Regions from separate parts of the Homo sapiens genome. Here region 2 is linked to region 1. The links are chromatin contacts, found by Hi-C or POLR2A ChIA-PET in ENCODE. All regions are on one chromosome and are shown on one strand. The core of a region is the stretch at or near the end of the contact, and the rest is flanking DNA. Distances in the headings are between cores, read along the strand shown.

The links. A loop is a pair of places that touch in the nucleus more often than their neighbours do. ChIA-PET counts read pairs that join two places held with the same protein, here RNA polymerase II (POLR2A).
Region 2: a map of heart left ventricle shows a loop between it and region 1 (4-fold over the local background). The contact joins two enhancer-like sites. A Hi-C loop is called at or near these places in 1 of 168 maps with a recorded cell type or tissue (heart left ventricle). POLR2A ChIA-PET finds 5 or more read pairs at or near these places in 3 of 52 experiments (CD4-positive, alpha-beta T cell, K562 and naive thymus-derived CD4-positive, alpha-beta T cell).

What each region holds. Positions count from the first base shown.
Region 1 is chr10:6,971,604-6,976,021 of GRCh38, reverse strand. The region is part of intron 2 of LOC105376387 (a long non-coding RNA gene); the gene reads left to right. Among named protein-coding and RNA genes, the nearest start is that of LINC02665, 120 kb to the left of the region's middle. RefSeq lists enhancers at 2,677-2,846, 2,647-3,846. Within about 2 kb of position 1,946, at least 2 of the 41 ENCODE cell types and tissues checked have a DNase peak (open chromatin) inside an H3K27ac peak, as active enhancers do.
Region 2 is chr10:7,027,908-7,032,273 of GRCh38, reverse strand. The region is part of intron 1 of LOC105376387 (a long non-coding RNA gene); the gene reads left to right. Among named protein-coding and RNA genes, the nearest start is that of LINC02665, 66 kb to the left of the region's middle. Within about 2 kb of position 2,018, at least 2 of the 41 ENCODE cell types and tissues checked have a DNase peak (open chromatin) inside an H3K27ac peak, as active enhancers do.

The DNA of each region.
Region 1 (4,418 bases), core at 697-3,196:
AGTGGAATGAACATTCTTCCTTAGGCTATTCCAGACGGATTCCTTTGCACTTTGGAACTCACAGGTTTGTGTGTGTGTGTGTGTGTTTGAGGGAGTTGTGAGAAAAAGCCTCATTTGATTGTCTATCCTGAATTGCAAAGTCTGAGAAGTCAGAGAGACCCTGTCTACTTTATGCCCTTTGTCTTAGCTTATGACTTAATTTTGCTCTTTAAGCTAGAGCATGGCGCTGACACAGCCCTGGGGGCAGGTTTGAACCTGTTTGAGATCGTTACATTGGCCCAGTCCTTTTTCTGCTGGTCTGTGTCACATATACATGTGTTGATCGAAGGAAGTAAGAGTGTGAGGGCATCCATGTCCCCAGGACAATGCGTTATTACAGGTGAAAAGTCAAAGACTCTCGTAATTATAGGACAGGCCAGGAATACTAATGAACGATTGGAGAATCATAGTAGAACTCTGAACTTTTGCACTCCAATTTCAGAAAAGAACTCAAGTCTAAACAACTCTTTGAAGAAAAAGGCCATTTGCAGCTGACACCTGAGCTTGCTTCTCTGCTACCTGTCTTCTAAAGGAGGTTTAAAAGACTCTGTTCACAGCTCGGTGTTTCAGAGTCTTCCACTGGACAAGAAGGCAGATGTTGTCACTGTGCTGTTTGGCATCTTTGAAGACAGCTTCTGAAATACAAATTATTTTATTTATTACCAACCTTAGTTGTGGAAGACAGTGGCCCCCGAAATGCTTGCAATCATAGAATCCTAGGACAGCAGAGCTGAAACAAGCCTTAGAGATTGTCTAGGCAGACCTGCTCCCTTCCTGGATAGCATGCTCCTTGAGGACATGGCTGTGCCTTCTTTGCTGTCTCTCGGGGTTTAACATAGTGACCGAAGGGGAAACTGAAGCTTAGAGAGGCACAGAACTTGTCCATTAATCAGAGGATGATTCACTGGCAAACAGACCATGGGTAGGTGAATCCAGGGGCCAAAATAAGGAATTACTTTGGAAAACATAAGCTGCAATCAGCTATATGACTGTGTTTCTGAAAAATAGTTTAGAAGAGAAGAGCTGGAAGAAGCCTCAGGGAATTCTCTTTCTCATTATACAGGTGGGGAAACTGAGGCTAAGTGAGGTAAAAAGGCCCCTGTGCAAGATCACACAACTGACCTGTAATAAAGAGATCTAGTGCTGAAATCCAAATCTTTTAACTAATTTTTGTGGTATATTCTATGAAAAAGGCTACCTCTTACACAAGAGTAATTTTTTCTTCTCCTGCAGGTTTTATCAGTGAATAAGTTGCCATGAAGGAGTTAGATCAATGGGTTCCTCTATAGTGGAAAAGGGTAGAGAGAGAGAAAGGGAATCCCATACACGACTGCACTGCCATAGGTGTCACTGACTGCCACTTTCTGCTAGAATTCAGTTATTTCTAAGGCTGGTTTTCTCCTGGTCTCTGTCTGTATGTCTCTCTCTCTCACTCTCTCAAGAATTCTACCTCAGTCACTAGTAAAAACAAAAACTCCCACTGTCCATTGGAAAGTTAGCCAGGCTAATGAAGGAGAAATTGACAAAGACCGTGTTTCCACTCAAAAGCACGTTGCTTTTCCCCTTTTTGCCCAAGTAGATGTGGCCTGCCAGGGCTTCCTTCCTTCAGCTGGGTGGCTCCTTGGAATCTTGAAAACAGCCCAAGAGGTTCTTTAGTGGATGGGCAGAATGGATGTTGTTGACATTTCTGCAGAACAGAAAGATGGTAGCTGCTGTCAAGATCTGACTTGCTGCTGAGGTTGAGTCCTCAGGGAGAGACAGGAATTTGTTCTGAACAAACTGTGGAGCCTATACAACCGAGAAAAGCCTGCATCCTCACTGTGCTGTCTGCAGGCCTGTAGGAAGTGGTGAGCAGAAGTACGTTGTTAGCGTTCCTGTCTTGAGGCTTTCCACCCCGGGTGCAGTCAGGTTCTTCACGTCTTCAACTGTAGATGTGGCTGAGGTTCAAGGGCTTATGTTGTGGCGGCGAAAGATTGAAATCTTGTGAGCAAGATTTAGATCATGCCTCAGCAAAATGACAAGCAAATATGTATCATGAACTTTGGGGTTTATTGTAAATAATCAAAATTCCAAATGCAAACTGTAGTATTTCCAGGGCAGAGAATATGTTCTATAGTTTTGTAATGAACACGTTTGGGTATATGAAGTAAATGTGTATTGTGTGTAAATACTTTATACCATAATAACTGAGAACAAATTCACTGGGGCTGGACATCCTGGGTTTGAATTCTGTTCAAACCACTTGCTAGCTGTTTTACCTTGGTTAGTTACTCAATTTTCCTAAACCTGTTCCTTTATCTGTTAAACATATATAAATAACAATACTTATTGCCATGTTTGTAAGGATTCAATGAGACGATGCTTTTAAAGAGTACTTCCTAAGCACTCAATATATTTAAATGTGATAATAATAATAATCTGTAAGAAATTAGGGTCAGTTTTTATACTCTGCAAGTGCTATGTTAAGAGTTTAGTTTCTGCTGTTACTAAACTTCTTCTCACTACGTAAGTTAATGCAGTTGACAGAATAAGGCCCAATTCATCGGTTTCAGTGCTTGAGGCTTAAGAATAAGAGATGAGAATGATGTGGTTTGGTGAGGGGCAGGCAGGTTTTGTTGAGATCCAATAAAACCAGTTTCCTCCTTTTGAATAGTAGCAGCCAAGAAGAGCCGCCAAGACCACCTATGCTGCCAGACACATCACTCAGAAAGGATGTCCAGATGGCAGGAGAATCTAGCCCCAGGATCGGGATGGAGATTGCGGGGAGGGAGTGGTAGTGATGGATGACATTATTTCCTCCTATGTCCACTTCATCCAAATAGGCTGCTGTCTTTTGATTCAGAGCCTCCTGTTCAGCCTGCTAACTGTATTGACCCAAAAGGATGGGTCTGGGCTATTTGCAGATACGGTACCAAAAAAATGGGCAAGGACTCCTGGAATCTTCTATTGACATTTTGTGCCTCAGGGCAGAGGCCTTCAGGTGTCTGAATGTAAGCATAGCAGACGTTTCTGTTAAGAAAAAGCAAGCGAGCATGTGTCAAAAATTCTGAATTTTTCAAATGCAGTTCATCTCTTTGGTCTTACCTGGTTTGCCACGAAGTCACTTTAAACCTCTTCTCAAATATCTTTCTCTAAATTACATTGTAAAGTGATTTGCTGTGTAAAAGGATAGAGAAAGGCCTTTGTAGGAAACAGATTGACTATACATTTATATCAGAGACAAATCTGAGCTGAGATTTCTGCCAGGGGATCATTAGGGCAACTTGCGATAAGAACTGGAAAATTATTTACAAATAAGATATTGATCAGAAGAGTGAATGGACACTTGAATATTTTTGACCCAGGAAAAATGAAAGAAAACAAACAAACAAAAATAACCAGAAAAGCACAGTAATGCCTGGGGAATGTGTCTTACCGATGGGAGTCCAGACACGAGGCTTTGAATCCTCAGTGGGGACTGATTTGTGACAGCTTCTGTTCTCTTCCTGCTTCTATGCAGTGAAAAGAAGGACCAGGATCCGGGAAGAGAATGGGAGGCTGGGTTGACTCCTCCCTGTCTAACCTAAGTGTCATCGCTAAAAGCATCCATAGGGAATTGACCCCTATGACATTTGCTGACAGGGAACACGCAGCAGCTAGTGATCTCTGAAAAACAAAGGAAAATGAGGACATTTAAGAATATCTGTTTAGGGCACTGTCAAGGGTTAAAAGAAATAAAGAACAGGGAACAGAAACAGCTACGTCATGTGGAGGACCCAGCACAAAATGAAAATGGGGGTCACCTTGTTCAAAAAGCAGAAAAAAAGGTCATTCGTGGGACTAAAATGTAAAGCTTTTTCTTTTCTTTCAAAGCCTCTCCCTCTCTCAACTATTCATGGCATTTTAAAATTTGCCATGTTGACTGAAGTAAAGAAAAATTAAAAATTAAAATGATTAGCATGGATTTCAGTGTTTGTCTTTATACTGTGCAATGCCAATTTTAAATGCAAATATCATTTAACTCGAATGCAGAATCACCAAAATCACACAGTTTCATAACTTACACACCTTGATTTTTTTTTTTCCTTAACAGAACAGTGTGTAAAAGAAACTAAATGCAACTTTGATGCCTGGAAACTGGATTTGATGTTCAGAGCTTGGTCTATACGTTATTGCAAACTGATCTGGCACAGCTAATCCTCATTTTCTCCTGCTTGACATAAACAATCTCTCAGGACATGGATGCAGACCAGGTCACTGTGCAACCAACAAAACCCCAGACATCCCCTTCTCTTGTTCACTGAGTAACTACTATATGATTATCAATTCCAGCCTTTTCCTCACTCTAGTCTGGCCTTCCTCTAGATCAGATTGATTGAGATACCCACTCAGAGTATTGC
Region 2 (4,366 bases), core at 769-3,268, 56 kb before region 1:
ATCAATGGTGCACAGGGTTCCAATTTCTTCACATCCTTGTCAATACTTGTTGCTTTTTTTTTTAATAGTAGCCATCCTAGCGGCTGTGTGGTGGTACTGCACTGTAGTTTTGATTTGCATTTCTCTAATGACTAATGAAATCAAACACACTTTCGGGTGCTATTTAGGGTGAGTTTTATCCTGATTATATATTTAGTACTTTTTTCTTCCTGAAAATCACTACGTTGGAGCTTTGAAGTCCAGGTTTTTTTTTTTTTTTTTTTTTTTTTTTTTGAGACAGTGTCTTGTTCTGTCACCCAGGCTGGAGTGCAGTGGTGCAATCTTGGCTCATTGCATCCTCCACAGCCTCCTGGGTTCAAGCGATTCTTGTGCCTTAGCCTCCCGAGTAGCTAGGATAACAGGCATGTGCCACAATGCCCAGCTAATTTTTTGTATTTTTAGTACAGACAGGGTTTCGCCAGGCTGGTCTCAAACCTTTGTCCCTAAGCGATATGCCTACCTCGGTCTCCCAAAGTGCTGGGGTTACAAGCAGAGCCACTGTGCCAGGCCAAAGTCCAGTTTTCTTATCAACCAACTAGAAGACATGTTCTCTTCATAGTCACATAACAGTTAACATGTGAGACACAACTATGTTGATCTACAATTGTCTTCTTAAGTGATAGAAAGCAATTTCCTTCCTTTTCCCAAGCAAAACATTTTCGACTCTTACTTTCTAGGAATGCACTGAAGAAAATCTCACATTATCAGCTTGAATTTCCCTTTCTGGCTTCAAGATTGTCAGCCATATACTTGCAGAATGTAAAAGCTAGAGGTACTCTTACCTCAAACTGTTCACAGATGAGTAAACTGAGGCACACAGAGGCAAAGCACATTGCCTGTGGTCACTGTTTGTAAATGACAGAATTGAGACTGAGGCTCATGGCATTTGCTCTTTTTCCTCCTGTGTCCATAATTTCTCAATGTGCTCTCTCATGCATCAAGAGGAAGAAAATATTCTGCACCGATGTGCATAGCGGTGCTCCCCAAAGATTTTTGAAGTTGAATTTATTCCTTTAACCGGGCTTCCACTGTCTAGCAGGCAGCATACTATCTAAACCCCCCCTGCATCCATCAGATTCTCTGGGTCAGTGATTTGTAATGGGCACCTTCCATAGCTGGGATAGAAGACAATCGATGCAAGGGGTTTACTTTCCTAGTTCCAGGAAAGCCTGGTAGGCCTCTTGGTCTCTCCTCACCCCATGGTGGGCTGCAGTTCTAAAGCCATGGAGTTTGGTGCTTCTTCCCAGAATAGAGAGTGGCAAATCTTTTCCCTATGGAGGCTGGTCTGCTAAACATTTATCTAGGTTGGCTCCATCTCCAATCTGCAGGGTAAAATTTTAGCCTCTGATATGGTTTGGCTGTGTCCCTATCCAAATCTCATTTTGAATTGTAATCCAAATTGTAATCCCCACGTATCGATGGAGGGACCTGGTGGGAGGTAATTGAATCATGGGGGCGGTTTCCTCCATGCTGTTCTCATGATAGTGAGTGGGTTCTCAGAAGATCTGGTTGTTTGATAAATGTCTGGCACATCCCCCTTCTCTCTCTCTTGCCTGCTTCCATGTAAGATGTGCTTTGCTTCCCCTTCCCCTTCTGCCATGATTGTAGGCTTCCTGAGGCCACCCCAGTCATGCAGAACTGTGAGTCAATTAAACCTCTTTTCTTTATAGATTACCCAGTCTCAGGTAGTATCTTTATAGCAGTGTAAAAATGGACTAATACAGCCTCTGTCTGAAAAATACTTTTACCTTCAAGAAGAGGAGCAACTGTTAAGAAACTAACCCATTTCCGTTTAACTTCATTGCTTCTCTAGCTTGTAATGAGAGGTGTAAACCAAAGACATGTACTTGCTAAAATGATCTTTTGTGGCTGAAAATGACTGTTACATGTACTAGTAAATAATTGTTTCTATTTCAGTTACTAACAAAATGAACAGGCTCTGCTTTTCATAATTGGCTTCATGACTGTGGGTTTTGGCAACAACTCTAGAGGAACACAGGGCCCGGAAGAGGGGCACAATGAAGCCACTCACTGTAATAACTTAAGCAACAACAATGCAGTAAGTAAAAACCCTCTTAGATCTAAAATATTGGTTTTCTATATGTCAATTTCTTAGTAATTTTCTTCCATTTCCTATCCACTACTCTTAGTTATTTTGATTTTTCTATATTTGGAAATAGGAACCCAATGATGCTGTCCCTGTGCCTCTGTATTAGTCTTTTGTCATACTGCTGAAAGAGACATGCCTGAGGCTGGGAAGAAAAAGAGGTTTAATGGACTTACAGTTCTACATGTCTGGGGAGGCCTCACAATCACAGCAGAAGGCAAGGAGGAGTAAGGCATGTCTTATATGGATAGTGGCAGACAAAGAGAGAGAGCCTGTGCAGGGAACCTCCCATTTTATTAAAACCACCGGATCTTGTGAGACTTATTCACTATCACAAGAACAACATAGGGAAAGACCTGCCACCATGATTCAGTTACCTCTTACCAGGTCCCTCCCACAACACATGGGAATTGTGGGAGTTACAATTTAAGATGAGATTTGGGTGGGGACACAGCCAAACCATATCACTGTCCCACCCTCCTGCAGCTTCAATATCCTCCATGTTCTCCAGAACAGAGTCCAGAGGCCTGAGCAAATCTCCCCAAGTCAACCCACTTCTCCAAGCACAACTCTGAACCTCCTTTCATGTGCTGCCACTCCAAACTTTTCTTTTGTTCCCTAACCTGCCGGACTCCTTCACACTTTCACACCTTTGCAATATCATCTCCTTTTCTCCCCCAATGGTTAACTTCCTCTCTGTCCTTCCTTTCAGACTCATTCAGGCCTCTCCTCCCATTTCCCCATCACAAAGAGTGTTCTTGATTCAAGCTCCAATGCATTACTGGGATGCATTCCTCCTGCTGCTCTCTAGCTTGGCTCCTAAGGACTTGGGATTAAGTAACTGCCATAAACGCGAAGTGTGTCCCTCTCTTGTCCATTCCACACACTGCTGTGCTGGGCAAAGCTCATTGTATGTGTTCACAAATCCTCGGTGAATTAACGAATACAAGAAATGAACCAATTGAGTGATTTTCTAAAGCACAAAAAGTATCACTTTGTGACTCATACCCTTAGAGGATCCTTTTAAACTCATTACTGATGGAACAGAGACTTTCCACAACTGGTCCCGTTCTCTCTCCCTAGCTTCATCTCTGTTGCTCTCAACTCCCTTTTTGTTCACACTCCACATGCTCTGGGGACACCAGAGTGTCTCCATCCTTTCCTCATGCTACTCCCCTGGTCTGAAAAGTTCCTTCTGATATGGTTTGGTTCTGTGTCTCCACCCAAATCTCATGTTGAACTGTAATTCCCAATGTTGGAGGGAGGGACCTGGTGAGAGGTGATTGGATTGTGGAGGCAGATTTCCACCTTGCTGTCCCTGTGATAGCGAGTTCTCATGAGATCTGGTTGTTTAGAAGTGTGTAGCACTTTTCCTTTCACTCTCTCTCTCTCACCGCCATGTGGATATGTGCTTGCTTCCCCTTTGCCCTTCCACCATGATTGTAACTTTCACGAGCCCTCCCTAGCCATGCCTCTGGTACAACCTGTGGAACTTCGAGTCAATTAAACCTCTTTTTTTTAATATATAATCTACTTAGTCTCAGGCAGTTCTTTATAGCAATGTGAGAATGGACTAATACACTTCCCTTCTTGACTTTCTTGTGAACATCCCCCACTTTGCAAAACACAGCTCATGTCCTCAATGATCCTTTATCTGACTTTGCACAGCATAAACTGCTGTCTCTCCCACCTCTCCCACTCTCTCTCTTGCTCCCAGTGGTTTCTAAATTATGGGTTATGACTCATTAGTGAGTCATTGCATCAGTTTAGCAGGTCCCACCCAGAACTTTAAGCAATGAAATAAAAAATTATCAAAAAGCCCCCTTCACAGTAAAAGTACAAAACGTGTTTCAGTGTCCGTAAGTGTGTGTAATGGGTGTGTGGGGGTGCATGCTGATTCACAAATAAATGGATGAGTTTTGTAGTCAATTCCATTAGTTACTAGTATATCTGAGGAAATAGCTTTCCTCTGGGTGAAGCTATCATTCTCTATTTCATGTCAACTATGTTGCTAGGCCCAGTGAGGGATACTGAGTTAGATTTGGGGTTAAGCTTTAGCTCAAACATAATTCTAGCACCAAATCTCCATTCCATTATTTTCTCTCGTTTCCATCTTAAGCATTCACAAGGGCATTTAGCATTGCTGCAATTCTTGGATCTAATGTCCTTAGGGAGTTGGATGCTTGTTCTAATGTGCCTAACAAGAAAGAGTACACTTTT